Regions from separate parts of the Mus musculus genome. Here region 1 is linked to region 2. A link is a loop called in an ENCODE intact Hi-C map of the cell type or tissue named here. Cell type or tissue: heart. All regions are shown on one strand. Each heading gives the region's core, and the rest is flanking DNA. Links, peaks and the distances in the headings are about the cores only. Region 1 overlaps Pkp4 (plakophilin 4). Region 2 overlaps Pkp4 (plakophilin 4).

What was found. Hi-C counts contacts between places; a loop is a spot of excess contacts. Peaks named below come from ENCODE experiments on the same cell type or tissue, not always from the same donor. Only the 100,000 strongest peaks of a DNase experiment are listed, where the experiment ranks them.
Region 1: it touches region 2 in a loop (2.7-fold over the local background); 4 of 42 quality-filtered maps call a loop at or near these places.

Annotation. Positions count from the first base shown.
Region 1 is chr2:59,223,067-59,238,488 of GRCm38, reverse strand. The region is part of intron 2 of Pkp4 (plakophilin 4); the gene reads right to left. Among named protein-coding and RNA genes, the nearest start is that of Pkp4, 70 kb to the right of the region's middle. In heart, for the core only: no CTCF peak of the experiment used is centred there; a DNase peak (open chromatin) is centred at 6,738; H3K27ac peaks cover 526 bases.
Region 2 is chr2:59,277,279-59,292,700 of GRCm38, reverse strand. Pkp4 (plakophilin 4) reads right to left here. Exons shown (of 22, transcript NM_026361.2): 4 at 3,449-3,483. Among named protein-coding and RNA genes, the nearest start is that of 5330411J11Rik, 100 kb to the left of the region's middle. In heart, for the core only: no CTCF peak of the experiment used is centred there; a DNase peak (open chromatin) is centred at 6,270; H3K27ac peaks cover 1,575 bases.

The sequences.
Region 1 (15,422 bases), core at 4,818-12,817, 57 kb after region 2:
ACTTCTCCTTATGTATGCCACATCTTTGCCTCTCCTTTATGACACTTGTCTTGACGTTTAGTGCTCACTTCAATAATTCAAGACAAATTTCTAATCCAAGTATCCTTTTTCTAAATAAGAAAATATTGCAAATGACCAAAGAATAAGAACTGGTCTCCTTCTGGGAAGGAGAGGGAGAATATTCTGTCCACCACCATCTATTCTGCTTTCTCCAAGGATTCATATTTATCCTATGTGCAAAACAGTGTGGCCAATCTCAACATCCAGAAAAGCTTCCATACAATCCAGCATGGCTGTATATCCTAAATCTCATCTTCTCAAACAAACAACAAGAAAAGCCCACGTCTCTTTCCTACCACAAGGGCTTGTTTGTCAATTGTTGATCATATTTCCCAAGTCAGTGATGGTCTATTGAGAATGTCCGGCCTATGACTGCTTATGTTTTTGTGTTTTCCCCTTTCCTCTATTAGCTTATGAGGCTCTGGACTTACATTAAAGTCTTTGATCCATTAGAATTGATTTCTGTTTAGGGTGGGTTCTAAACAGATCAGTTTCATCCTCCTATGTATACAAATCCAGTAATTGGCTGTGTCCCTGAAAGTATAAGTGAATCTACCTAGAAAGGATAATGATCAAGAGGAAGTAAAAAAAAAAAAAAACCAAACAAACAAACAAAAAAAAACCAGGGGCAGAGATGATTTAGTGGAAAACAGCCAAAAGATAACCATATATGCACAAACGCTTGGAGAAAACAAAAGCCTAAAATAAGAAACAAAACAAAAACCCAAAGTAGGAAACAAAAAATCCCAGGTGTAATCTGAATATGGACAATGGCTCTGAGTTAAGTCTGAGGCGTACATAAATTCCTCTCCATCTGTTGATCTGGTAATAATAAATGATATTATCTTTTCCCAAAAGACAATGTCTTCCAAAAGTCAGGCACAGGAGTGACAGTTATGGGATCCCATTGCAGCATGCAGACACTAGGAGGAGGAAGGGCAAACGAATCCCAGTGAGTTTTGAACGCAGCAGGAAGGGTCTCCAGGCCTGTGAACAGCACCCTGACTTCAAGCTTTCATCAGTGGGTCACCGTCTCCTCCCTCACGTTTGCAGTAGAGTAACTTTTCATGAGCCTGTGGACTGTGGAAGCTCTACAGCATCTTACAGTTCACTTTCTCTCTTGCTCTCACCTCACAGTGGGAATATCTGTGATTCTCAACTATTCCCCATAGCCTGTGGGTCTCCTGCAAATTGGTGTTAGGAAAGGAACTGTCCTGTTGTCCATCACAGATCTTTCCTGGATGATGCATCTCTGGTTTCTGCTGAGATGGGAGAAGGGTTCGTTTACAGCACACCTCTGGCTGTCTAAAGAAATTAGGCTTTTCTCTCAGGGGGGTATAATTTTAGTGTCATTTGCAAATTGGTATGTTGAGAATTCCCCAAACCAACTTGTAGTGGATTTTTGCTTTAATTTCCCCCATAATACATGTTTTTCTTCTTGTATTTTATTAAAGAGCACATGAAGAAGCCAGGCCACACTTTGCTTGGAATCCAAAGCCAATAACACAGCCCATCTATTATGCACTTGCCACACCATTGTGAAAAACATTTCAGCTAGATTGATATGATGACGTGTACAAAGGGCTTACATTCCCCCAGTTTTTAGTTACAGATTCTCATTAGTGAGCCTTATCAGGGCTATTTTTAACTCCCACATGTTCATAACACTTGTTTTTTTGTTTGTTTGTCTTTTTAAAGAAATCTCAGCTTTCACTAGCATGTCTCTTAAAATTCTTTGTGTCTATACCTGTTATCCAGTTCCAAAGTAAATTCTACCTTTTAAGACCTTTGTTATAAGAACATTACATTCCTAGTCCTGAGAGCTAGAATATATTTAAGCTCTGCTTACACTCACTTAGAGACTTTATCCCTTGAGACTTGAGAGGTCTCTCAGAGCTGCTGGACACATCACCCCAGTCATCACCTCCACCCTTACATGTGACATCCTTACATCATCTCCCACATGTGACAGATCCCCTTTATCTTGGGTATTATATAGATTATTTGTGGTTGCATTAGGTATTCACTCAGGTAATCCAAGATAATCTCCCTATCTCAAGGTCCTTATGTTAATTACACCCATGATTATACTTCTGATACTATTTACTGGCCCCAGGCATTGAGATGCCTATCTACGAGAAAAAGAGCCTTATTCATCTTATTAAAACCATAGTACAGAGTTAAAGTATATTAATTACTAACAGTTTATCATGCCTATAAACAAATGTTGACACAGCTTTCTCAAAGTGACCGTTTAATATTGATATTGCAATAAAATGCTGCAAAATTACTTTGCTCGCATGTCAATTATGGCATAATTCACTCCGATTTTTCCATTTGCAAAAAATTATAACTAAATACAAGCATAATTTTGAAATGAGGCGGATGTACATTAAGTAGAGTAAGCACGAATGAGTTAGCAAGTGTGAAGATTTAAAAGTATCCTTCCGCACTGAGTAAAGACCCTTAGGAAGTTACACTGGGTCTGATAAAGCTGGTCTTACATTCCTGATCCTTGGGGTAAGGAAGAGCGAGCAAGGGGACCCAATTTCTCAAGAAAGAATACTGGCTGGGATGGCTTCAGTAGAGTGGCAGACAGCTAAGAGCCTGCAAGCTAGATCAGCTGCCCTGAAAAGGGACTGTCTACACCCCCACCTCACCCCTACCCCCCACCAGCTCTTCATTTCAGATTCAGGCACTGGAGATGCTTTGAAAATTAATACATTTTCCTCTAACACGCCAGAAGTCAACAACCTGGAGCCCCCCCCCCCCCCCACTCCTGATGGAACAGCGAGAGGAAATCCCCCTTTCCTCTCCTGAATGGTCTTTGCTAGGTTGGCTTGGCCATCACAGCCCTAAGGAGGATCTTGGCACTGGGAAAGCCAAGGGTTCTTCTCTATTTACTCCTAGAGAGCAAACCAGCACCGCCTTACACAATCCAGTCTGTTAAACTAATACTTAATAGTGAGAATGAAAACAAAGTAACTGATTATAAAATCAGTCCAAAAATGATTATTCATGCTTCTTAGTTTGAATATAAAGCCACATTTTTTTTAAATATAACAAGTGTGAGTAATTAACAAAGCAACTTAATCTGGCTTAGGTTTAAAGTCCAGGTGTAGGCTGTCCAAGAAGTCCCTGGAAAGGGCTCTGTTTCCTTCAAGATTAGGTTTTTCTCAAAAAATGCTTAATTGAAAATCTGAACCACCAATGAAACAATAAGCATTAGATACTTAGAAGTGTCCAATCTTGCGTGAACTCAGCTAGCTAGATAATGCCTAAGTGATGGTGTTGGTTGTAAATTGTTCCATACTACATGGTTACAGCAGTTTTCTCTTGGGTCTAAAAAGTATATTACCTTCAGGAGACTGGCAAGTTGGGGAGAGTCATACAGATATAAGATCCCAAATGGCCACCTTGCTTACTGCATCTTACGACCAGGACCAGAGATTAGCACCCCCATCACATCTGACAGCCTTTGGAGGCCAAGTCTTTGAGTCATGCTACGCTTGCCTAAGGACTAAGTCAAAATTTGAAAAATTCTGTATAGAACTTTTTCTAGTGTGATAGAAAATTCTCTATCCTTTTAGGGAAGTGGAGAAGCATTGCTGGCAAAGGACCACAGGGACCTGTACGTGCTAGTCACAGGCTGTCACTGAGCTCCAGTCTCAGCTCAAGGTAATCTGTAACTGGTAGCAGGTGGCCTTGTGACTTGCTTGTGGATATCAAAAGTTACAGAACTAAACACTTGAGTGGAGAATTTTACTGTATGTCAATCTGAGCACAGTAAACTTGCCTGAAGAACACGTACCCCTAGCTCCACGCTTCCTTTTCATTACATCACACCATTTTCTCCTTCGGGTGCCACTCTGATCCTAACAATACTGATACATACTCACAAACTGACCGCTGTGCTTGTCTGCCTGGTGTTCTCCACCAGATTAAATCATTTACATCAGTGATGCCACGGTGACATGGCCTCCCTGGGCACTTGCACACATGTACATGCACACAAAAACACACGAATAAACTGAATATCTTTGAAAAATATGAAAGTCATGCTACACTTATTACACACAGGGACTTCATATGCTAAGATCTTTCTCAGTGTTTTCCTTTCCTTTGTTAGGCTGATTTTCTATATCAAAATACTCAGAAGAAAATTCAATTTCATTTTAAAAATGCTTCTCTTAGCAATATGACTGAATACATATGCTGTGTTATAATTCTTACCTAATACTTATCATTAAAGAATGAGTGCAAAGGTTGAGCCAGGAAGGTGATTCCAAAGGCCATTCTCTGAACTGCCATGTCATACACACCGCCTGCGGACCTTGTGAGTGGTGGCCACTGCCTAAGGACCTTGTGAGTGGTGGCCACCGCCTGCTGTTAGTCAAGTGCATCCCGTAAAACTCAGGGCTCGGGCATAAAGTGGACAATGAAAGAAACAAGCCACCTGGCTCATGCTTGCCCCAGTCTTGTCAACCCAGCTTGTGCCAGGCCTTTCCCTCTCTGAACATTCTGCAAAGCTCCAGGCCAAATCTTTTTCTGCCTCTGTGGGTTTAAAGCCCACGCCTGGCTCTCCCCATAACCTGTGCCCTCCTCAATGCTGCCCAGCTCACTCTGCTATATTTACCTCCTCTCCTGAGCTGCACAGCTTGAAAGGAAATCTTTTATCTCACAAGTGAGATTTGCCAGAACCTGACACCTCACTTGAGCTGCCTACTGCGATGTTACGATGTTACGTTTCTTGGCTCCTGCCCTGAGCTGCTACTTTCTCCAACCCAAATCCCACATTTCTCTCCTGTAGATGGAGAAGGATGGCCGACCAAGTTGCTTGTGATGACTTTGTAAAGAAAGACTGCCAAAGCATGGGGCTTGGGGCCTATGGGTAATGCCTGTCCCTTTGGTACGCAGGTGCCGTCATCTGAACATTTCCCTACAAGCGTCCCGAATGACCTACACGAGACACAGTGGCACATCCGACAGTGGTGCCAAGTCTGAAGAAACACTGCCTGAGCCAAAGATGACAACGCAAAATAAACTGAGAAGTGGCTCGGATGGCTAGGGAATCTAAAAGTCATCCCTTCTTGACATTCTTCTTGTTCTCATCTATGCAATTCAAAATCTCTTATAAGCCAGGGATGGTGGCAAGGATCCCTTACAGCCAGTTAGGGGTCATTTTCAACACAGCTATCCTCTGTCGCAAACAGCAAACAATTCAAAAAATAGTGTGCTTTATATAGAATCCTCTTCTTAAAATCCAATTCAAATAAAACAGAATAATGGCACAATTTCAGTCCACAATTTAAAATAATCTGACAGTCTAGTACAGAGAGTTTGATAGCCGGTATTCAAATGTCGACATCTATTTGCAGATATAATCTACTGAAGAGACACAATTTAAACTGAATTTAATTCTTTCAAGATTCAAATCAGCAAAAACAAGCCAATGTCAGTATCTACCTCAGCTAAAAATATGGTTCAAATTTTGCAGCACTGTCAAAGGCATTGCATATAAACTCTCTTTAGTTGATGACGAGAGATTGAACACGCAGAGTAAAAATTGAGCCATGGGGATGAAGTGAAGACGGTAATCATAATTCTTAGCATTTATGTAGAGATTCTGCCTTCATGGAATTTTCATAAGCATTCAACTAATTAAATTAGGCAATGCACTTGTGGAATGTCATCATGAGCTTATAACCAGGAAAAAGGATGGCACCGGGCTTGACTAGATCACAGTCCTAGGGTGTAGGTATATTTGCATATCTATGTATTTATATGAGTGATTATAATTATTCATAGATATGGCTAGAAACTATGAGTTTAAATAAGTACAAAGACTATGAGTCAAATGCGGGTTTGAGGACACTCCAGGCCTTTGCGCCTGCGCAGCCCCCCATGACTGTTGCACTGTTATAGGAAAAGCACTAGGGTAGGGAGGTTTGAGTAGAGCGTAGAATACTTGCCCTCTGGCAGATCACAATTTAATATATTAAAATGTAAACGCTCTTTCTCTCTGCACTTCTCAGATACACTTTCAGAAAGCTTTGCTGGTGACAGTGTATGAGGAGCATGGGGACAACGAGAGAACGGCTTTCAGCCTCAGCGGGATGGAGAGTGGAGGCCTCGATGTCTGGCAGGGAAGTTGTTCCCAGAGGAAGGTGTGTGTTCCCAGGCTTTATGGGTGACTGGAAGCAATGCCCAAGTGGCTTGTGTTTGGTGCCGCCAAAGTGAATGTGGAAGACATGGGTTAGGTCTGTTCACTTTTGTACTCAGGCTTGCGACAAGGGATCGATCTGGGTGTCCTGTGGCACTGTGCAGTCATGGGTGAAGGACAGAACTGAATCCCAGTCCTGTTGGGAGAGGCCTCTGAGATGTGTAAGGGCTCCAGGTGGGACAGTGGGGCTTCATCAACTCAGCTCCATACACCCAACTCCACTGCTGTGGCTCCCCATGTTCACCAGCGGGTCACGAGGGCTGTATACATGCAACTCCTGGCATGTGGCGTGTTTCCATAGGCTGTGAACGCAAATCCTCAAACTAACAGTTCTGTGGGTGACAGCTGAGGTAGAGCGGACGCAGAGATACTTCCTGCCTCTGTCTAGTTAGCCACATGAGCCGGCTTCTAAGTGTGGGTCAGCCTCTTGCCACACGCACTAAACTGCTCAAAGCCCAACCACCACTCTCATTTCCTCTTGTGGCCCATCTAACAGCACAAGGAAACACATGGAACAGGCATCTGAAGGTGTAGCCTCCCTCCCATAAGCCTGAAGCAGGCTGAGCCAGAACTTGACCTTGCTGCCACTAAGGAGATTATCTAGGGTGGAGCCTTCTCCCTAGATCACTCTATTGTTTTGCCATTGCTACTGCTCCTCTTCAAGATACTGCTACCTGCTGAGAGGCCCTGGAGCTATTCTGGAGACTATATGCCATATCCTGCATGTCATCACCTGCAGCTGGTTCCAGGCTCCAAGGATGAATTGTCGGGAATGGGCTTTCCCCCCTCTTTTATAAAGCGTGTCTGCCATTAAAAGTTTGAACCTTTGAACTAGCTTGTCTTGGTTCCATTATTTCTCAATCCGCCTAGGCTCCCTCTTTTCTTCCAGATTCCAAGATGCCTCCCAGGCTCAAACCCGGACATGTGAGCCGCTGGCCGGCCCCAACACGAAGGGAGCCTGGAGTGGTGAAGAGAATGTTTACATGAAAGCAGCAAGTCTCGGTGTCCATTCAAAGCATTTGAAGCCTAAATTACTCTGAGCCTTATTTCTTAGTATAATACACCCCAAATGAAAATAACTGTGCTTTCCTTCTGCTGGTTATAATAGCATAACAATGTTTTGAGTAACAATTTCACAAAATGATTTCTGCATTTCTAAGGTTTTTACTGCTCAAGGGTCTCAGGCTGCCCCTCTGAAGTCAGCCGACTAAATTTCCCTTCCCTCTTGTCTTTTTGAAACGGGGATTCTCTGAGTAACCCTGCTGCCTTTGCTTTGTAGACCAGGCAGCGACTAACTACTCTCGCCCGCCGAGTGGGAGTGGCTTACAACCTCTGTGTAGCTAGGCATGCTTTGCTCCAGTTAATCAGTGGCCATGGTCAAGAGCTCGGCTCTGTGACTGGTGCTGGGTTGGAGGTTATTGTGGGAGACAGAAGCAGACCCTAATTGCTTGAGTCCCGTAGCCCGCTATGGCTACTTAACACACTTAGATCTCAGGTCTGTCCTATTTAAAAGTGCAACAGTCATAATAGTACATGTGAGTGCTTGTCTATCTGGAGGTACTTACTATAGTCAAAGTTATTTCTTATAGTTTTGCTCACACAGAGTAAAACTGGGTGATTTTTAAATTTAAAACTAAAGTGATTAGTCAAATGATTTTAAATGATTTAGTCAAAAAGTATTTCCATACTCTGATCTGAGTATACCAGGTGTTCCACTGGGTACTGAGACTAAATGTTGAAGAAGATAGATACATTTTTTTTTTCTTATAGATGTTTGTGATTCAAAAACTTTTTCTGTCTAACTATAATGAGTATTTTAGTTTCAATTATACTTTGAAATTTACTCATTTCCAGTTACAAACTGTAAAAGAAATAATTTTCAGGCAACGGTGAAAATTGTGTTCAACAAACGCATGAATGTAACTTGAGATTCTGAGTACTTTAGAGAGAAAACTTTTTAGTTGTTTAAAAATATTCAAATTGAAAAATTCTGTATTAGTATACTAATTTTCCCAAATATCGAAACAAAAGAGTTAGGATCTCACAGGAACATTGATTACTTGGTATATTTAATGATTTCCATTATTATTTTATAAGAACATAAAAGCTCAAGACTGAGTTTATGAAATTTAATCAATATTTATAAGATTCAGAAAAATCAGTATTTTAAAGCTTAAAGATAAAATTAACTCAAAATTACTTTAAAATAGACTCATATTGGGGCACAAGAAAAGATTCCGTTCTGTCCTCTGTAGTACTTTCTTATTTAAAACAAGCAAGACTATGGTCCCAGGAATACAAGAATGAAAGTAATGATTCCGATTCTGGTCTTTTACAGCCCACCAACTCACCAGCAGCCCAGCCTGAATCAGACGGTGTGGATGGCAGCGTCCCCACTCCGTGTCAGGGCTCTTCTTCTCCTGCGACCAAGGCTGCTGGCTGGCGATGGTTCCTTCTGCTGGGCCCACAGCTGCTCACTGGAGTTGCAATTCTCAGTTTAGAGGCAGCCAGGATCAAGTTCCATCTTCCAAAGGGATGTGTGTGCTGCCTAACAGGTGACCTATCAGAACTGGACGCTGTCTGCTCCAGAGATGGGAATGACAGCAAGCTCCCTGGACCGTTTCATGACTGAGGAATCTATTTCCATATTGTTTAGCCAAAGTATTGGGAGGCCTCCCTGTCAACAGATGCAAGAGCGGACAGCTTTCTGACAGGATGGGCTGTTAGTGCTTGGCTGCCTCACTCCTACTCCACACTCAGAACCACCTGCCGGAAGCTCCTGCTGACACAGCAGGACTGACAGGCCTTCTGGCCCATCTCCTTTCTGCAACACTTTTTTTCTCTGAAGCTGCCTAACACAGGGCACTTGTGGGGCTGTAGGAGACAGGTTTCCGACTCATGCAGTCCTCCTGTGACTGGGCATGTGGTCCTGACTGGTTTCTAATCAGAACTGGAAGTTCAGTAAGGAACAAATACAAACTGAGCATGTATTAAGAAGCAGATCACATTTCAGGAAGAAATGCTTGGGTTGTGTGTTGGATAGTTTTGTCAACTGTGACACAAGCTAGAGTCACCTGAGAGGAGGGAGCCTCAATTATGAAAATGTCTCAATAAGGTCAGTCTGAAGGCAAGCTACTAGGAACTTTTCCTAATTAGTGATTGTGGAGGGCCCAGCCTATTGTGGGTAGTACCATCCCTGGGCTGGTGGTTCTCAGTTCTATAAGAAAGCAGACTGAGCAAGCCATCTGGATCAAGCTAGTAAGCAGCACCCCTGTATTGTCTCTACATCAGCTCCTGCCTCCAAGTTCCCGGTCTGCTTAAGTTCCTGTCCTGACACCATTCAATGAAAAAACAGCTATTCAGAAGCGAAAATAAACCAAATATTACAAAATAAGCCAAATAAACGCTTTCTTTTCCAAGTTGCTTTGGTCATGGTGTTTCCTCAAGCAACAATAACCCTACTTAGGCCATGTTGTGTTTGTGATTTATATTCCAGGAGTCTTACATCTCACCCCTTTCTGAACTTCCTCATATGGACCATGGGTAATAACAAGAGCAGCATACATACAGAACTGTTAGAGGTTTGAGAGGGAACGCATAAACATGCTAACTTGATGTTTCCGACATTGTCCAAGGGATGCTCATGGTAATTACAAACTGTTAACTAACCGGTAACCACAGCAGAGCTGGGTGTGGTGGTGGGTGCAACTTAGTAAGGCTCAAAAGTCAAATTAAAAAGGAAAAAAAAAACATAGTAAAAGGCTATTATAGTGTCGATACCCAGTAAAAGAAACACCAAGGAATTGTGCTCTCATCAGCTTGGTACTGATTTTATTCCTCATGTCGTTTTTTTCTGCTGAACAAGGTCTCTCTATGTCACTTAGATCTCGTAGGGCCTAGAACTTGTGGCCCTTCTGCCTTAGCCTCCAAAGTGCTGGGATTACAAGTCTGTGCCACCACCACTGGCTATAAAGATTGTCTTTCTTCCACTGGCTTCCAAGACTTGCTATCCAGATCGGGGCTTCCTGAACATATACCACTGAGCACTATGCAGAAGTGAACAAACTGTTTTCAGTAAGATATGCCAGGATCTTTAAAGCTTAAGGTAGATTATTAACTCAGTCTTTGTGTGGGTTTTGTTAGTAGGCTGTCAGGACTGTTGCAGTGGGCCACCCAATCTGTGATCTGAACCTACCCCTTGCTTGGAACAGCTCACAGTCATTAAACAATTAATGGCTTCTCAGAAAACCTGCAGAATGCTGGATGCATTGGCATTTCAGGTTCCAGGGCAGGCTTGGACAAGGGAAGCAGAGACCATCTTAACGCAAAGACAAGATTGGGAGCCTGGATTAAGATCACCAAACTTAAGATTAAGATGAAACCAAACTTAAAGCTTAGCAGGAAGGAGGAAGAGTAAACAGTGCCCCACACCAGGCGGAGGTGGCTTCACTCTGCTCTAGCAATTTTAGGACCAATCACATTTGAGCACCACCGAGCTTCAGTGATAAAGCACACTGAGCTGATTGCTAAAGTCCCCAAATGAACTTCCGTGCTCATAAGCACCCAGTCAACGGGATAGCTCTACTCCTGACCCACCGGTGACTTGACTACCTAGTAAATACCCAGCTCCTGGTTAGCACTTCACATAGGGGATGTGAGTGGCGTTCATGAGCTGGGTGAAACTACTGTTAGCTTTACAGAAGGGACTGAAACTGCGAGAGGTGATGGATGGACTTACCTGGATCTTCAAGCGGTTTGCAGGAGTCTATATTAGACTCGATAGATTTCATGTCTACTTAAAAGCAATGTTTGCATCCTCCTTACTATATCAAGATGTCCTTAAATTCTTTACTAAATTCAGTAAGAAAAGACAGTGAAGCATGGTGAGACTTTACTAAGAGGTCAGGACTCTCCAACACTCTGTGTAAACAATAGTGAAAGCCGTACTGTGGTACAGATATGCTCTGGGCTTACAGAATCCCCCGCGGGCTGGGAGTGGAGGACAATGGGAAGGGTTTGGCTCTTCTGAAACACCAAGGAGAATTTTCAGCTTTAGAACAAGAGCTATTTTTGTTGTTGTTGTTCAGTTCTTGGTAGCCTCTTTCTAAATACATCTCAGGTGATCAGCTGACATTACTCTGAGCTATCAGAGTGCTTGCCTTTCCAACAGGCCAACTCTAACCTGGAAGGTGAATCAAAACTAAGTGTAGTGGCAGACAGAGCCGTCTTGGGGTGGTAAAAAGCTTTATATAAAGCTAATTTGGGGCACTCAAGGCACTAGTCGACAGTTAACACAACAGCAAACAAGACTTTGCATGTTTGTGCCCAATATATTCTATTATTGTGCACTTCAAGTTTAAAAGACTCTGTAACTAGCTAGACCTTTTCCACAGACAGAACTGTATGAAAAGTAGCTCCATATTTTTTGCATAGCGCTAGCAATAAAATAAGACTGTCCTAATTACAACATTTGCCTTCTTCTGGGTAGGAATATATCAAACGGGAAGACTTGCATCTACCAATATGAGAGCTCTGCCCATGCTAATAAACCAGTCAGAGTGATTTCACTTGGCTTGGAGTACATCCAGGTTACAGAAGGCAAGAGTAGATTAAGGGCATGCGTGATCACAGCAGTGACAAACTCCTGCCTGCTTCATAAAAGCACCAGTATTTCTTCAGGCAAAGATGTGACTCACGCCATATTTTCAATGAGATAGTGTTGGAAGCATTTAAAAGCTGGAAAATATAATTCTGTCAGTACCAATACCTCCTGCCTTCAAAAGAAAGTTGTAACATCATTTCAAAATATATTATAGTTGTGTATGAACAAGCTGCTGCATAGAATGGACCAATGCCTGTACAAGCTGAAGCCTGTGTAGTGTGGTCCTAGACAAGATCTAGAGACCACCATTTTATTTTTGAATTAGAAGGGATACATGGATTTTGTTTCAGTATTTTGAAACAGGGTCTCTGTAACCCAAGATGGATTCAAATTTATAGCAATCTTCCTGCCTCAGTTTCCCTAGTATTAGGATTACAGGCAAGAGCAACAAGAGTCAGTAAGAGATTCCCATTTGAATAAATCTCTTTTAATGTTAACCTCATATAAAGTGGTGTCTCCAGTAATGAGGGAAGACAAAGTAACATGTATACCATCAAAAGAGGTGTCCAGAGTGCTTTGTTAGCGTTGGTGAGCTCCCTGCCCCATTGTTTTGGGAGGAAAGAAAGCATCATCCTTGCTTCCTTGACTCTCCTAGGTGGCAAGTAATGGGATTACCTTATTTAATGTTCATGTTTAGATCTTGTTTCAGCCTATTTTCCATCAAACTCAAGTGTTTACAACACATAAGTACCTGATAAATTCTACAGTTCAGACACTGTGCCCATCTGTAAAATACAGTGGCGGTCCCCTTGGTGACTACCTTAAGGCAAAGCATTAGCAAAAGTGAGGTTTTATACACTTTTCCATGTCTCCCTTAACGCTACCTTGTGCACCTCCCTCCAAGGTAAAGGCTTGATATACCTAAAGAAGCACTTAATGCAACTGAGTATTCCCTACAAAAATGTACAAAAGAGTTGAATCTGCAGAACTGGTTTGCAGTTGATATTCCACAGGTCTTGACCTACCGCAAGGACATCATGTATCATGCTATTGACTACCTAGCATATAAATAACCCTCTGCTTCTCCCTGTCTGAAACCCTTCCTGTCAGCCAGGCCACCTGGCCTCGTCTCTGGGTCTCTCTCAGTCTGGATGCAGCTGCCCTGGGCTATAGCATCTACGTCTTAACCCCTGTCCCCTTTAGAAGACAGGCTCTGATGTAGCCTGTTGACAGCAAGCTCCATATATGAGATGGTGACCTCGAACTTCTGATCCTTCTGCTCCATTTCCTGAGTGCTAGGATTGCAGGCACCGACGACTCCCTGGCTTATGTACATCCTTGGCTACCTTCACAATCATACATTTTCTATTTTATATCCAAGACAATCAAGCCTGTTAACCACAACCCACCTAACAAGGTCCCACATCTTATAACCTTTGAGAATTCATCTCTTTCCTTTCTGTTAGCCTATGACACCTTACAATTATTATTTTAATAAAGTCTTTTATTCTTTACCAGTCAACTTATTTTAGAGTTTTAGAATGTTATAAAAAGCAAAATGCTTTTTTTGTAATTAATGTTGAAAACATACAGAGAAACCATGTTAAGATGTGTGTTCTTGGGCTTCATTAATATATGCATGTGGAGGCTATTCACATGTATATGCATTTCTGTAGTAAAACTGATCATTTTGTAGTTCAATGTTTTATTTTTAATCCTATTTTTTTCTCCGATGCAATTAAAAATTCTTTATAATGTACTGCCAGTCACACGCATGTAATACAATACAATGTGATACAATTCCACCTGTATTGAGCAATCAATTTATCATTAATTTTAGGCATTATAAATGCCATTGTGGTTAACATTTTTATGCTTTTATTCAATATTTTCTCAGATGAGATTCCCTAGACTCAAACTATGAGATAACAGACACAACCATCACTAAGGTCTTGACTGCAGACAGTGCTCTGCAGTGGCTGTGCACTGACTTTCATGGGTGCCCGTGAACTCAGTATCCTGTTCCTTGACTGCACTGTTGCCAGCTTGCAGGGCAGATGCGTGTCTCAGTTGAACACTATCCTGTAGCTATTACAGTAGTTCATGTGCATCTTCTTCATGGAGGCCCGCTCTCCATTAATTCCTTTTCTATGACTTCCTCCATGCTTTCCTTTCTCCAGCTTTCCAGAACATGTCCTCAGATAGTCTAGTGCTGACAAGGCCCTGTCCCACCTTATCCATCCGTCTGTCTCACTGAACCCAACCGCAGAGGTCAGTTGATCCCTGTTCTGCATCTGTGGGGTATGGATGCCTGAACAGGAATCTCAGGATCCCTACTTACTGACAACACTGGAGGGTTTGTGAGCTACTTAGCTTTCCTAAATATCACTTTCCTCTTGTCTAAATGGTGGTTGTAATAATAGTTATCTGTATAATTAGGTGTTTTTAGTAACCAGCAACAGAAAACACCCTGGCTAATTTAAGGATAAATATAAAAAGATATTGGATCACTCAGGACTATGTGATTACCAACCAAATTTAGTAACATGGGCAATACATGGAACAAAGAAATTCAGTGGCTCTGAAGACAGGCAGAGGTTTACTATATTAACTCAAAAAGTCAGAGTAAGAACACAGGCAAGATGGGTATGGGACACACGCCTTTAATCCCAGCATTCAGGTGACAGAGGCAGGCAGATCTCTGTGAAATTCAAAGCCAACCTGGTCTAAATAGCAAATTCCAGGACAGCCAAGGCTACAGTCCTCTTGCACACAGCACGGACTCTCACTGGGGCCCTGACTCCAGAGGCCATTTATTCTTATGCCACACTGGTGTTAAAACTACTTTCTAATTTTTTTCATTTGTCACCAGCAGTAGTAACAGTATTTCTAATAACAGCAGTGGCGGCAGAAGAGAGAGAAGAACCAGCCATCTATTCATCTATGCAGCAGCGCAGGGCTCGGCCATCACACAGCAGTGCTAGCCTGGACAGAGCACTGCTTTCCCCCATCCAGCTCTAGCAGTGACCCTGAAGTGGCGGCCGAGCCTCCAACTCTTCTCACATCCAGTCAGTGCATTTGTAGGGTCCCTTGGCCTTTGCGCCCCTCACCCAACAACCTTACATAGGCTTTTAAGGGGCAATTTAAAGGTTTTTCAAGTATTAAGGATTTGTGTTCATAAGAAACAGTGTTTAAAACAAAAAATAAATCGTCTCCCATCATAGAATTCATGGTAGGCCCAAGGTGTGTGGCCCAGCCTGCACTGCAGTGTGGTGAGCTCACGTGAGCTCAGGTGAGACTGCTCACCTGCTTTCATGGCCCTCAAGATGTCTGCTCAGTCAGTGAACAATGGAGGCAACATTAGCAAGTGACAAAACACAGTAATTTCTTAAGAATTCACTTCGCCATTATTTTTTGCAAACTTAAGAGAAATCAGTTAAGAGCTTATGTTATATATTCAAAAAAACAAAGAAACAAAAAACCCAAAGTGCCAATTTCCTCTTATTAAAGAACAAGTGAAAAAACAAACAGCACCAA
Region 2 (15,422 bases), core at 2,388-10,387:
CGATGAGGAATACTTCAGCACACGTGCCAGGACAGCTATAGGTCACCACCACAAGTGGGGGAAGGGATGTGAAAGCCCTGTGCTTTATTGGTGGGAATGTTACACAGGCACAGCCACAGCCACGCTGGAAACCATTTTACCAATTGTTAAAAAACTCTGAGTTACAAGCTGACTGGGTGATTCTGTTCTTAGTTATATGTATAGGTAAAAATATACATGGAGAAGTTTTCATAAACATTCAAAGCAATGGCTGAAAGGAGGACACGTGCCTATCCCCTGCTGAGTGGGTAAAGACAGTGCTCTCCAGTACCCCAAGGGGAGATTATTTACCAATAAGGACAGAGTGCCGACCCACACACAGGGTGAATCTTGAGAACACAATACTCTGTGAAAGAGATCTATCATGAGGGGCCACACCTTGTACAAACCCAGAAACTAAAATGTCTGGAACTGGAAAATTCATAAATTCATAAAGAAAGACAACAATGGCTGCTTAAGATTAGTAGTTTTGGGTAGAAAATGATACTGACTTATAAAATGTATGTGGCATCTTTACAGGTAATGATAATGTTCTGAAATTGATTGTGGTGATGTGGGCACAACTCTGTATATTTTAACGATTTTGAAATGTGTAGAAGTGAAAATTGTAGAGCACGTGAGTTATATCTCAATGAGGTTATAATATCAAGAAGATAGAAAGAGCTACAAGAGAAACAGTATGGTCAGAGTCACATCATACATGCTAAATGTGCAATAAAGAAAACGCCATAAGCTGTGTATGGTGAATCCCAGCATGAAGGAGCTGAGCCAGGCCAGACTGGGATGTGACTCAGTGAGTTCCAGGACAGCCTGGAATGCACAGAAAGGCTCTGCTGTTAAAAAAAAAAAAAAAAAAGAAAAGAAAAGAAAAGAAAAGAAAGAAAGAAAGAAAGAAAGAAAAGAAAAGAAAAAAAGAGAGAAAAAAGAGGAGGTGGTAGAAGAAGAGGAAGAGGAGGAGGAAGAGGAAGGGAGGTGGGTGGCAATGGCTGTCGACAAGGCAGGATTTACAACTGTACTAATGAGGCTACCAAGAGTTCCCAACCTTTTGACATTGCAACATGACACTGTCTTCTACCAAGTTCACGATCACAAGTATACAACTGAGGTGAGTGAGTGAGTGAGAGAGAGAGAGAGAGAGAGAGAGAGAGAGAGAGAGGCAAACAAACCAAAAATTTGTAGAAATAGAAAAAAATTTCCCTGATTTGTGTGCGGCGGCATTCCTGGCCACTCAGGAGTGCCTGGGATCACAGACTGTCTGTTGGACACACCTTCAGTGTAAGACTTTCAAGAGCACCTCGAGAACAGTAGTTAAGAATCAAAATAAGCTCTTTGGAGTTTTAAAAACTTACAACATTTTGTAATTTTTTTCTAAATATATATTCTGTCCTAAACTAACACAGTTGCCCCTCTTAGACAGAGGGTTTTCTTTAGTTTTTCCTAAGGAACGCCCATTTTTTTAGGTCCTTGTGCAGAGAGGAAAAAGAAACTTTCCAAGGGCTTCAAGTTCAGTTGTGAATCTAATGTACGTGCCCTCAAGCCTTCTTGACATTTACTGTCCATTCATATATGAGTGTATTCATTCACTTAGGTGAGCCAGGCCGGCATCAGCCGTCCTGCTCTTTGTGATGACCTGACACACTGTGACAAAGTAGGGAAAGAAGAATTGTCCCAATTGACACCCTGGGGCTCCTCGGGTTTCAGATCATCTCTGATTACCTCCCAGGAGCAGCGAGCAGGGCTGCTCTCCAGGTTCCAGCCTAGCTGCTGCTCAGACGGCCCGTTCCACAGCACTCTGGGTACATGTCTGAAGCACTTGGTCAAATGTGATTGTGCAGAGAACTATCTGCTCAACAGGAGCGCTTTCCTGCACCCTGGACTGGGGCTTGCTTTAACATTTATACCTCACTACTGAATATCCCCTGTTGCTCCGTTTACCATCAAATCTAGCATGACCAACATCAAAGTCCAAAGTGTCCCAGAGACTGGCTCTCCATTCTAACTCGCCTAGTTTTTCAATGAAGCTGCCCTCCTAAACTGCTCAAGACCTCAAGGCTTGGCCACACTAAGCCACTCTCCACATCTAGCAATAACTCAGTCCAGATGTTCCCACACCAAATTAGCAGTGTGTTTCCAGCCAGTCTTTCTTTGCTATATTTTTCTTCCCTCCAATCAAAGCCTACCGTACTATGCTGTCTTTCAGAGGATGTTTAAATTACATGACTTCTCTTTAAGGGCTTCCAGGGTCTCTTCATGACTACTGAGAGATTAAATGTCCCTGATGGTCTAATTCAGCCCTCTAATATCTAATATCTCTCTTAAAACCTAGTTTCAAATATTCCCACGCAGTGCTGCTACTGTGTGTTCTGTCTGGTGTGAATGCTTCCTCTCTAGTCTGGAGGTGAAGACTGGGTGGGGCTTCGGGCTCATCTCTGCATAGCTATCTCAGAAGTGACCATCTATAACATGAAATTCCACCTTATTTCCAAGGTAGCCACATATTGTCCTATGGAGTATCTTCCCTTTTACTAACTGTAGGTGATCTTGTGAGTAGGAGCAGTTTGAACAAAAATCATTGTCGGCTGGCAGTGTGAACGACATTAGAATTCTGTGGTCAAATGCAGATTAAGCTCAGATACGGGGCATCTGCTGCTCTAAGCTTCTTCAAGGCCAGTTCCAGGCTTTGCAGTGCTGCTGACTTGCTCACCTTACAACCTCCATCTGGCCTGGTAGTGGGAGGACCAGGTGGGTGGTGCTAAGACGATGTGCAGGGTGCACAACATCCAGCACATGGTGTAGGAGCCTGATTACCACAAGCTGAGTGAAGACTGAATGTAACCCTTGGGATAGGGGCAGATACTCTTTGTAATATAATTCACTCTTCCTGTCACAGGTTTAGGGGAAAAGATACACAAGCTATAGCAAAGCCTACTGTACTATACAGCAGGATTAGCAGATATCTTACATGGAAGAATATAAGCTGAACATTCAAGTAACTCTAAGTATGAGCAACAATGAAGCATCTGATGGAGATGAGTCATTGGCCGTTTTACAATAACCTTCCTGGTGTCCCCTTTGTTTCCTTGCAATGAAAAGCTTCAGACACACACTTGCTATTAAGGGAATTGCTGTGCAATGCTGTAACTTTCAGTTATGCTAAAGGATGAAGGATACAGCAACTACTACACCAGAGCGAAGTAGTTCAGTCTCAGTACTGCCAAGAGCTCTGCTTGGCTTACCCCATCAAGGGGTAGGAAGTTAAAGAATACAATAAATAGGCGTTAGGGATTCGGCTCAGTGGCAGAGCATTCGCCTAGCTTGCACAGGCCATGGCTGCTAGCTAAGTAGCTGCTTCTTTATTTGGATCTAAAACAAAAAACAATTTTTACATAATTAAAAAAAAACACCATACCTGTTGATCTCCAAGGAAATGACTTTTCAGTTGAGCTAGAGAAAAAAGGAAAAAAAAAAAAAGAGGTTTTGTCATAGAATTAAATTGTGGGCTTATTTTGCATTTCAAAACTATTTGTTACATCTAATTATGTAAATGAATAAAAACCTCAAATAAAATTCAAAATTACCCATCTTCATTACTTTTTAAACTGTATTTGTACTTGGAAACTAAGCAGATTATAAAGAGATGCAAAACTGAGCGTATTAACAGAGGTGGCATTTGTGGTGCTGGGGAAACCACAGGTGTATCAGATACATTTGAAAAGACCCCAATAACCACTAAAAAGGAAGCCATGAGAGACCCCCATAGACAACCAAGTTAACGGGCATGCTTTGCATCAAAAGTTACCTTATAAAAAGCTAAAGTATATACTAAAAATCATTGCAACAGGGCAGTATCTGAGTTATAGTTTCCTTAGCAGTGGTTCTCAACCTACGTGCCGCAACCACTTTGGGGCCTGGAAAGACCCTTTCACAGGAGTCGCCTAAGACCATTGGAAATTCCAACACGGATATTTACATCATGATTTCTAACAGTAGCAAAGTTACAGTTTAAATAGTATGAAAATCATTTTATGGTTGGGAGTCACCTCAACATGAGGAGCTGTATTAAAGGGTCTCCATATTAGGAAGGTTGGGGGCCACTGGCTTATACTTTATGTATATAGAAAACAATTTCCATGTGAAAATATATTTGTTCACCTTTTTGCCTTTCTCTGCCATGGATCAATTGACACAGGACAGTATGACATTAGCAGACAGTGAGATAGAACACAGACTAGATGATTAAGCATTTGTATTATATGTATTTCCATTTTGAATACACTAGCTCTTTTATCATATGCACAATAATTTTGTCACAGGGCCATAAGTAATTTTATTTTAGAGATAAAACATGTTGGTGACTAGAAATGCTGAGGTCAAACCTAACATGCTACTTGCTATCATTCCAAAACCAGTGTGCCTAAACACTGAGACAGATACACGACACACACACACACACACACACACACACACACACACAGACACACACACAAGCAAAGTTATTAAGTTATTCCTTTGGGGTAAGAACATAGATTTCTTTTCTTTAAAATTTATGAAAGAGCTGTAACTCTGAGCTTAAATAAACACATAGAGCTCACGAAGGTCACCTGCCAGAGCTGCGGCTCTACACGCCTCTCTAACTCCTTGCCGTCTTCCCCAAGAATTAAAAGGTGGGAGGGACTTTTGCTTGGTGAAAATGTGTGTGATTGCCCCCCTTTCCATCATGGGCACAGCCGGTCACATGCCAGGGCCAGGACTCAGTTGCAAGCAGGGTAACTGCTCCCATGAATGGAGCCAATCAGCGAATACTCATCTTGTCTGCGCTCTGAGCCTGTGGCTCCAGCTAATGTGCTCTTTTACCGCACTGCAAAGGCACAGCTGGTGGTGGATGGGGAACTGCGAGCAAATCTCACTGAGGGCTACTTGCCTTGTTCCGGGTGGCAGGTCCCAACCGTCCTCCAGCTCTCCAGCTTAGAAAGTAGTTTCTTCCTTGCAATGAGTTTCTGTTTCTTAGAACTTTTTTTGTTTTGTTTTGTTTTGTTTTTCTAGACAGGGTTTCTCTGTGTAGCCCTGGCTGTCCTGGAACTCACTCTGTAGACCAGGCTGGCCTGGAACTCAGAAATCTGCCTGCCTCTGCCTCCTGAGTGCTGGGATTAAAGGCGTGTGCCACCACTGCCCAGCTTCTTAGAACTTTTGTTACTTCATTTTATTCACAAAATTAGTTCTCCAAACGCTAGGACTGATAATGCCTCACTGTATAGTTGTCAAAACAATCAGGTCTTATGTCAATATTAATACCTGCTGCTAACCAAACTGCCATCCAGAGCAGCTTCATAACAGCCCGTGCAGCTTTTACTACCATGGGAGTTTAACTTTAATGGAACGCTCTATAATGGCTTTCATCTTTGCAACTACCAACCTTATCAAGCCACTCTGGGCTTCTGCTCAGAGTAGCAGAGGCTGTGGCTGTGTGGCTCCACTCTGCCATGGGTCCAGCCTCCTGCCTGCCTGGCATACAGGAGACGCTTTAGATACAGTGTTCACAAAGTGTGAGAAGCACTGAGCAGTGCACTGCTCTGAGTAATGAGGTAAATACTGATGAAAGCCCTAACCGTGCTCAAGCAGATAACTTATTTCACCCTTTGTCACGAGGAGCAGGTACCAACATATTGTTTTGTATGGTTTTTTTTTTGGTTGTTGTTGTTGCGGGGAGGGATTGGGAAAAAAAAAATCAGACAAATAGCATCTGAGTGCTGAAAAGGCCTTAGGTACCCTAAACACAGCAGGGCATACCTAAGTCAATGGGAATCTTCAGCTAAAATCATCTTCCTATTTAAAGTAATGTACATAACTCATTAGGAAGATAAGCTAATAATGAACAATAAAAATAAGCCAAATTGCAAAGATATGCGGAAGAGCACAGATTACCCAGTTAAGCTGACAGGGAACTGACAATATTGTGTAGTAACTACAAGTGTGTGTTCTTCAGAACAGTGTGTTCAAAGTTCTTACTTTAACGGAGTCTCAAACTGCTCACTCTGTGACCCCAGGACGGAAGAACAAAATACACGGGATCTGAAATGCTGCTCAATGACTCACTCTGCTCTAGAGCCGTGAGAGGCAGATTCCTGGGAGAGACAGCAGAGGCAGCTTCAGCCGGGAAGGACAGGCCCACTTCCTTCCCTTTCTCCACTCCCCGCAACATCTATTCCTAGAAGCACTTCCCAACTGACGCTGGCTGCCTACCATGTGTCTACAGGCACTGTGCCCACAGGACTCCGCCCTGGCTCCCTTTCACGTCCCTTCTGAAGGTGCCAAGTAGCTTGTGTTCTAGGATCTTCCACTGGAATGTGAAAGACATTTCACACACAAGGACTGAATCATCCACAAGAGTTCTGTGTCAATAGGAAAATATCGTCATAATTTTAAATAAATTAACTAACCATCATTTAAATGGACGATTCATATGCTTAGAACTGTTCAGGCCAGGAGATGGAGAACAAATAAAAAGAAGATTACTGGCAAATTAACCATCAAAGCTTTGAATTTTAAGTAAAATATTAGTTTGTCTTAAAATTTATTTTAGGCAGGGACTATGCATTTTTTTGTGCTACATAAAATATATAGAAATCAATGTAAAATTCTATTCATATGGAATTAGTTTTCATTTGTAGATAAAAATGGTTTCTTAGAGTTGTACATTGTGTTTGAAAATCTTCCTGAATTTGGTCTTTTGTCAGGAAACTTGACAAAAAACTTGCTTGTTCATACTCTGCCAAGGCCTAAGGGCTGTCTAATGAGCAGGGTACAAGAAGTCACGTAAGAAGAATGAGTGGTGACTTGAGCTTTTGCCAGGGACACAGCCACTGCAGTGAGTACTGCCCTATGGACACAGGCACTGCAGTGAGCATTGCCCCATGGACACAGGCACTGCAGTGAGCATTGCCCCATGGACACAGGCACTGCAGTGAGCATTGCCCCATGGACACAGGCACTGCAATAAGCACTGCCCCATGGACACAGCCACTGCAGTGAGCACTGCTCCTGGCCACCAAGGCTTAGAATCTGGCTCATAAGCCTTGAGAGCCTATGAATCAATATGTAATCATCCATCTTTCTGCTTATGCAAACCAGGAAAGAAGGCTTGCTGGTAACTAAAAATCAGAACTGGCTCATCATAAGACTAACAAACACCACAGCAAGTCCTGTGAAATGAGCCCAGTATTTTCAACCCCACTTCATGCTCAACATGTTACAATTCTTTCCACTCTATTAGCACCATGGGTCACTCAGCCTGAAAAGTATGAGCTATTCCCTGCCCGGGGCACCCAAGTCTTTTCCACTCACACAAATGCTGCAGAAGCTCACGCATGGCTCTCACTCGGGGCACCCCCACTACCAGCGACATAGGTTGGGCATCCATCCTTTGATCCTATTTAGGCTGCAACATTCTGTCTTTCTTCTAATCGGTCTTCAAGGCCTTGACTTCTTATCCTTTCAGGCTGTCTCCTGCTGTTGCTACTGAGCTTTACCAAATAGCAATAAATGGGTAGCATTCCCCCACTGCTAAAGTACAGACAGACCCACAGAAGACAAAATGCAACTATCTGAGGGTCCCTTTGGTTTGCCCTTTCCCACACAAGCCTGCATTCCAGGAACTTGCAAGTACTTGAACTTGCCTCATGTGCCAAGCTGCTTCACACTTTGAATGCTATTTTGGGGCAAGAATGTGTGAAGCTGTCTAAAAATTCTTTTAAGACTTGTTCGAATGCCAGGGCTGCTGTTCAGGTACCATGTAACTACATATGTATGCACTGTATACAGGAAACTAAGCAGTCTAGTGAGGCTCAATTTTACTTTGTGTCACTTCCTATGAGGAGGAACATTCTCAGAAAACGCTCCCCCTCCCCTGCCTATCGTGAACCAGCTGACTGGGGAGGCGGTGGGGAGGTCACAGTGAAGACAAGAGTGGAGCCACAGACCCTCTGCCATGCCATCTCCTCACCCTTCTCAGGTCTGTGTCTATCACTTAGATGCAAAGAACTTTCAATGACTGAAGCAATTAACCATGGCCAGTAACAAATTAAGCTTCACTTATGCAAACTACTCCAGAAACTGTAAACACAGCGTGGGCCCTACTGTCTAAACTGACTGTGTACTCCTCGATGACCTGGAAGGTCCTTCAAGAAACAGGAATGGGAGTTGATCCCTTGCTCCTTTTCATCGAGAGCGTGCCCAAGCACTCACTTGTGCTTCTCATGATCACAACTGTGGTAGTTGTTCCTGGTTTCTAGTACCAGACCATGGACGGCTCTTATTGGGGGAGAGACTGTGCCCTGATTCCATCCAGAACTGAATAGGATACTGGAATGCCTCAATGGGAAATTTTTAGGGCTGTTCAATTTTAAAAGTAAATTCTAAATGATTTTTCAATCATTTTTTTTTTAAACAAAAGAGGCAGATTAACCATTTTATGATGCAGGTTTCTTGAATGTTGTTGGCTTTTTGCTGAGAATATCTCTTTTAAAATATAACACCTACAGAAAGACTAGAACTTCCCATTGTCAGGAGAAATTTCCCTTTAGTGTGACTCCCATCAGCCATGTCCTGGGCTCAGTTTACCCTACCACTTGGTATGGAAGAAGCAGGGCCTCCCTAATGCTCAAAGTTCTGATATTCCAGGAACTATTCCCACCCACCAACAGGTAACTGACCTATGCTTGGGAGGGGCCTCATCTGTAGCTTTTTAAAGGCAGATGGTGACTCATCCTCCGAGTGTCAGAACAAGTAGGACATCAGACAAAATTCAGCACCAATCTTGATAGTTTTTCTTCACCAAGCACAGATACTCAGCATCCTTACCTACCCTACCTAAGTAAAGAACAGCAAAGTCAATCAATAAGATAGATGCTAACAAGGGAGTGTTGCCTTATCTTCTTGAAGATCAAGGAATAGGGAAGGCAAACTGAAACCACCAATCCCTAAGAGGCTTGAAGACCCTGGTTTTAAAAATTCATTAGCCAAGGCAGGAGGAACTGCCTGAAGTCTGAAAGCTATTGTTGGTATTTAACTAAACTTCTGGGAAAGTCTTCCAAAAGTACTTAGTGCCCAGCCACAGCCTCAACAGACAGCAATCTTCCTCTCCTTCTCCGTCTTAGCTCTAGTGATTCTGTTCTTCCTGGCTATCTGTACAGTTAGCCTTTAGTCCCCTCTCTTCTAGAGGCAACTCCCAATCTCTCAGTAAGGAGGGCAAGTGAAACATGACAATGGCCGTAAGTCAAGATTAGTTATTTTGCATGTTATGAATTTGTCCCCAACAATGGCACAGGTTCATGATCTATGAGTCATAACAAATGAGAGAGGGCAAGGGGTCTCTTTGTAGTTATTTCTGAGACCTGAGGGTGGTGTGGAGGTTAGGGAGAGACTGCTCCAGATGAGGAATGATGCCTCTCACACAGGACATGACAACTCCCAACAGGAGTCTTGAGCTGTCACCACAGGCAGACAGACATTTGCTTTGGTTCATCCCCACTCCAAACTCACAGAAGGGTAACAAGGTGGCTAGAGAGGGCAGAGCAGATACTCCAAGGCTGTAGGAGAAAGGCAAGGCCTGCAGTCTGACTCAGGTATTTCCTTTCGGTAGCAGCGGCAGGGGCGGTAGCAGCGGCAGGGGCGGAGTCCAGTCTTGGTTTTCTTCGGTCAGTAAGTTTGGTGAACTTTGTGGTACCCACTGTCTCATTTCTACTTATGCTGGTTTCCTGCTTCTTGATATTTCATTCAACCTTAAACTCATGCCACATACTCGACTGCAGCTTTAGATCCCCTTCTAACAGCTGTCTAAAATGCCAGGAAAAGGTAAGATATAAATAAATAATATTATGACCAGTCTCCCAAAGAGAAGACGACTTTTGATGCTTCGTGCAAACACTACAAGTGGAGGAAACCCAGGGAGCAACAGAGAGAGAACATTTTAGATGATGTTAAATATTCTCTGACAAAAGCATTTTGTGTGAGTGCTTTGAATCTATGAATAAAAGATTTCAGAGACCATATGGGAAGCGAAGATCAAAGAGGATGTGTTACTAGACAAAAATGAGACAAACAGTTCCCTGTGGTATCCCCATAAATTACACAGGAAGTAAGACTTCTGCTGAGGCCCACCCCACAATAGGTGTACTGATTAGTCAAAGAAATCCAGAGAGAAGGGTTTTCTAACACCCCGGCTAACACAATACCAGGGTCTTCCAATGGACTCAGTCATGATCCGAGATCCTATTCAGGCAAAGGGTCAGTGCATGAATAGACAGGTGGACAGGAAGTGTGTGTTTATGGCCTGTCAAAGGTGGATGGGAAGTATATGTCCATGGCCTGTCAAAGGCCGTCACATCCCTCACTTCCTGTCTTCTCAACCCCAAAGATGAAGAAGCAGAGAAGGGAAAACTTAAGTTCAGAGTGAAAACTGAGTGTTCAAATAAAAATGTCCTTGCCTTTCGGAGTCAGAACAATCCCAGCCTTATAATTTTAAATGAAGGCGGCAATGGTGAGAGGAGCAGGAAAAGAGCTTTTCAAAGAAGGAAAGAGGAGGAGGTCTCTGCATGTCTACTTCTCTACATGAGATTAAATACACCACCAACTCAGGACTCAGCTGTACAGATCTAAGACAAACACTGATGTCCATGAACTTTCTAATTTATAGTTATAAAGTCTTGTTTTGATGCAAACATGTACTGTAGCAGCCGACTTTTCAGTGTAAAGTGGGGATCCACACTTGGGACATCACATCTGCACAGCACATGAGACCCATATTCTCAGCTTCTGAAATCTCATTTTAAAAAGGAATTTCAAGGCTGTACTTTCAATGAAATATTGTATTCTGATAATAATGAGCCAGTTTAGATATGCGAAAGCAAATGACTGGGTCAGACATGGTGGTGCAACCTGTAGCTGCAGTGCTTGGAAGACCAGGTCGCATCATCGGTATAGTGTCCAGCTAAAAATTCATTTCTGCCTACTGTTTAGCCAGAGCAATGATTTATGCTTAGATTTTATGAAGAGGGGGAGGTTCTTCAACTTCTAAGAGAAATTTTGTTCTAATTACAAAAATAAAGAACACAGCACTCTTTTCAAATTTTTGCTTAGCTCCTGTTTCTCACTGGAATTATGTTCTCAAGTCTTGATTTATAGACCAGGGCCATAGGAAGCTATTTCTGTGCTGAGGGAGAAATGACTTCACATGTGGGAGGAGGAGAGATCTAACATCATCAATAACTGTCTGGGGGAAAGAACAGAGCCTGGAGACAGTCAATACCCAGCCACCGCTGCTCTGTACTGCAGCATCTGAAACCAAGCTGAAGGGCTTCAGACTGCTTAAAGCCCTTAACTCATCCCACAGCCTCAAATCCACCCGCCGCCTCCTCTCTTTTGACCACTGCTTCCTACATAAATGCAGAGGAGTTCCAAGCTACCAAAGGCGGGGGTGGGAGGGGGTGGGGGGAGGGCATGGGAATGAACCAGAAGGGTTCTCTCAAGACAACATGCTTGAAAGACAGAGGGTGAGCAGAGGGTGTACAGCCTACTCAAGTGGCCAGACCCTTCCAAAGCACAGACACAAAGAGTGTCCGGTGGTCAAGAGTGTTTTAGAACTCTAGTGTGGAAGCCCAGTTTACAACACGACAAGAGAGACTAAACAGCTTAATCTTTCCCCTTTACCGTAATTCATGGCCACAAGTCAGCATGTTCCATAAGAAAGGCCTAGGGAAGATATGGAACCAACTGTGAACTATAATCTATAAAATTTTGAAGTCAGAACTGCTAAAAGTGTCCCTTGATGTCCGCCTGATTGCCTGAGTTTGAGTCCCAGCACCTATGTGGTGGAAGGAGAGCCCTGATTCCACTCTCATGCTGTGGGATGTGCACACTCCCTCAAATACACGTGATAAAATGAACGTAAAAGTCATGGCTACCAAGCAGTCTCTCTTTAAACTTTCACAGGAATACCATTGGACTATGAAATTTCAAGGGTTTTAGGAAATCACAACTTCTGAGGCATATGACTATATTAATTTTATAAAAATGCAATCAATTAGATATGAAGGGGAAAGGAAGGACTGGGAAGGAGATTTGGGGAGGCCAAGGAGGATGGGGGGAGGTATAGTGAAGAGATGTATTAACAATACAGAGGTTTGGAAAGCTATATGAAAACCTACTATTTCATAACACACACATACACACACACACACACAGAGGATAATGCATCAGAAACCGGGGCTACTAAATACAAAGCCAGTTCCGGATGTGGGGTGCCTCTGTTGGAGGTCAGAGTGTCCTCGAGCGCCCAGAACAGCCCAGGCTGGTTATGCTGCCGTTCTCGGCTCCCCAGCAGAACTTGATGGTAAGGCCCTGCTACTGAGATCAACACAATATGGTCACAGGACATGGAGAAACAAAGCTGGTAATGACCTGGAAGCTTCCTCTACGTTGGCTTTCACAGTACCAGAGGTGACGTTCAGGCTGCTGGGGGAGCTGAGCGGGCATGTCATTAACAACCTGGGTACAATAATGACAGGCACAACAAGATACACCCATGGCTGTAATAGTGGCAGGAATGTCATGGGATAGCAACAACTTTCTGGTAGAATAAATGTCTTGTACTGCAAATCTGGCCAAGACTGGGCACTCATAGGCCTTAGGGGTGAACCTAACTATTCTGCTTGTGTTAAATGGACCTGTACAAGTTGTCTTCTTCAGATCAGTGAAGCACTCTGACCTCACCACAAGTGTCTTTGTGCAATGGATGGTGGGGAATGCAGAAACTTACAAGTGGTCAAAGTGCAGAGAAAAGGTGTCTTTGGGGTGCTTGGTTACAAATGGGACATATATATCACATTGCTTCCCAGGGACCAGGGACCAGGGACCAGGGACCAGGGACCAGCACAGATCTCAGAGGGGACAGAAATACTTCAAGAGCCAGAGGTCAAGGAGGACCACGGCAAAAGAGCCCTCCCTGCACATGGCAGCCCTGTGGCACTCATGAACTCACAGAAGCCGTGATTGCTTACAACCAGATGAAGCCAGTCAACTCTGCAGCATGGATGGTGGTGGCACTTGTCCCCATCCCTGGCTGAGGAGCAAAGGACAGCTGATGGTTTCTGGGGCAGGGAGAGTCATTTTTCTTTACGGGTGTGGTTCGTGGTAGGTCATCATTCCAGTGGGTGGCTCATATACTCATGAGTATATGGGTAACACAAATAGAGTTATTAAAAAAAAATAGAGGACATGAAGTTGAGAGGTCAAAGGACTGGGGTGGGTCTGGGAGGAGTCAGAAGAGAGGGAGGGAACGCAATCTCAATAGATTTGTATGCATCGATGACATTCTCAAAAAATTAATAAAACATTTTAATAGGCAAATAAACACCATATAAAGTGATTTTTAAGAACCATTTACTCAAAATTAAGAACTAAATCATCTGATGTTTTAAAAATCTGTTCTGCAGCACTTAAAACATAAAATATAATGGATCGCCTATCCAATGTTATCCACCTTCCACAAGAAGAGAGCATGTGCTAACACTTGGAATTCCTGATAGCCTGAGTCTGATTAGCTCGGCAGCCCAGTGCCATTCACTATGCCCTTCTGTCCCTGTAACTCCCCGGCTGCTTTCTAAATGGAGATGCTGAGGCAATTTTTAGCAAGTAGACACCATGGTGACTGTTCTCTATTTTACAATGTGTCACACCGGATCCTCAATTCCAGACTTCTAGTAGTCTCCCTTTTGATGCTAGTATTTGATGAGATGGGATCCAGGTGTGTACACACCCTGCTTTCACTGAAACCCTGCCACCTCTCAGCTGAGAGCTTCAGGAGACACCAGTGGCCATCAAGGGCATGGTTTTGTTTGTGCTTGAGAAGAGTCACAAAAGATTTAACATAGGTTTATTGTGAATGGACCACTCTCTTTGGTAACAGAAGGCATACAGTGTGGGACTATTTTATAGCCTGCCCAACAGTCATCTGACTGAGAAGCCTTTTGCCACTGCAGAGAACAAGATGCCTTCTACATTCTGTACCTCGTGTGTCAGCTCTGGTGTCACGCTCGGAAATGTGACTTGAATTTGTTGTGGCTCTAATAGCATTATTATTGATAATACAACTAAAGTGGGGATCAACCAGCCACTGACTCACACTGTAGTAATGACCACAGGATCCTAAAACTCTAGTTATTGCTTGTTTTTCCATTTCCAGAAAAAAGGCTGGAAGGTGCATGATTTTAGTTTGATTATAAGCAACCAAACCATGCAAATCAAATGTTCTATCAAAGATATTGTTGGATGCTAACATTTCAATTGTGCAGTATTAGATTTTTAGGTATGAAACTCTGGAGCCTAGGGCTTTTCTCCCTTCAGTGTTAGAGCACTTTTCTCCCTATTTAATCCATGAGGAACACAAACCTGGGAAGATTAGGCTCATTTGTTATTAAGTAGCTCCTGAAGCCCTGGGAGGACAACGATAGGAACAATTCAGACACATGGAGCTGGCGAAGGGTCAGGGCTTTCCTTTCCCAGGCACACCTGCCAGGTTCGTTGTCATGGCAAGCTGATTAGCTGCTGAAGATGAGCTAATGGATGGCCCTCACTTTTAGGAAGATAATCACATGTCCAGTTTTCCTTTCCAAACATCCCTGGACTAGAGCAATACTGAGCAGTTCTCCGAAGGGCGAAGGAAACATCTCACCACACATCATTGTTTGCTCTGACGGTCGAGCAGAACAGCAACCAGCTTATCAAAGTGAACCAAGTGAGGGGACCTAACATCTTGCTGAAACAATCGAAGGCATGAGCTGTACTAGTTCAAGGGCTGGTTTCAAGGCTATTTTCCAGAATTTCTGAAAAGTTCTGGTACTTACATGGGTTCCTGTATTGTGGCTGGAATTAATTAGTAAAAGCACAAGAGCCTGTGCAGATTCAAGTGGGCACCGTGATGGAGGCCAAGGGCACAATGGCTTTCCTATATCTCGTTTCCTATATCCACTATAGGCACACAACACTCAACTGGGAAGTAGGAAGTGGAGGTGGGGGGCCTTAAGTCTTCCCTAACTACTTATTGGTGTCCCTGTGGAAAATACTATTAGGGGAAAATGATATCTTAACGTTAGTCAGGTGTGCAAAAATAATGAAAACCAAATTAAACCAAACCAGAAATCAAAGTCTACTGGGCAATGATATGATCATGAGTCCTAATGTCTGCAAATGCAACTCTCAATCTTGCAAGAGCAGTTCCATGGCTACTCTCTTCTCTACTGTATTACTAGAAACAAAACATGTTAAACTCAAGGATATAATAAGCAAGGATGGAGCCTAGGTAGCCAGTGCAATCTGTTGAAGAGAACTCC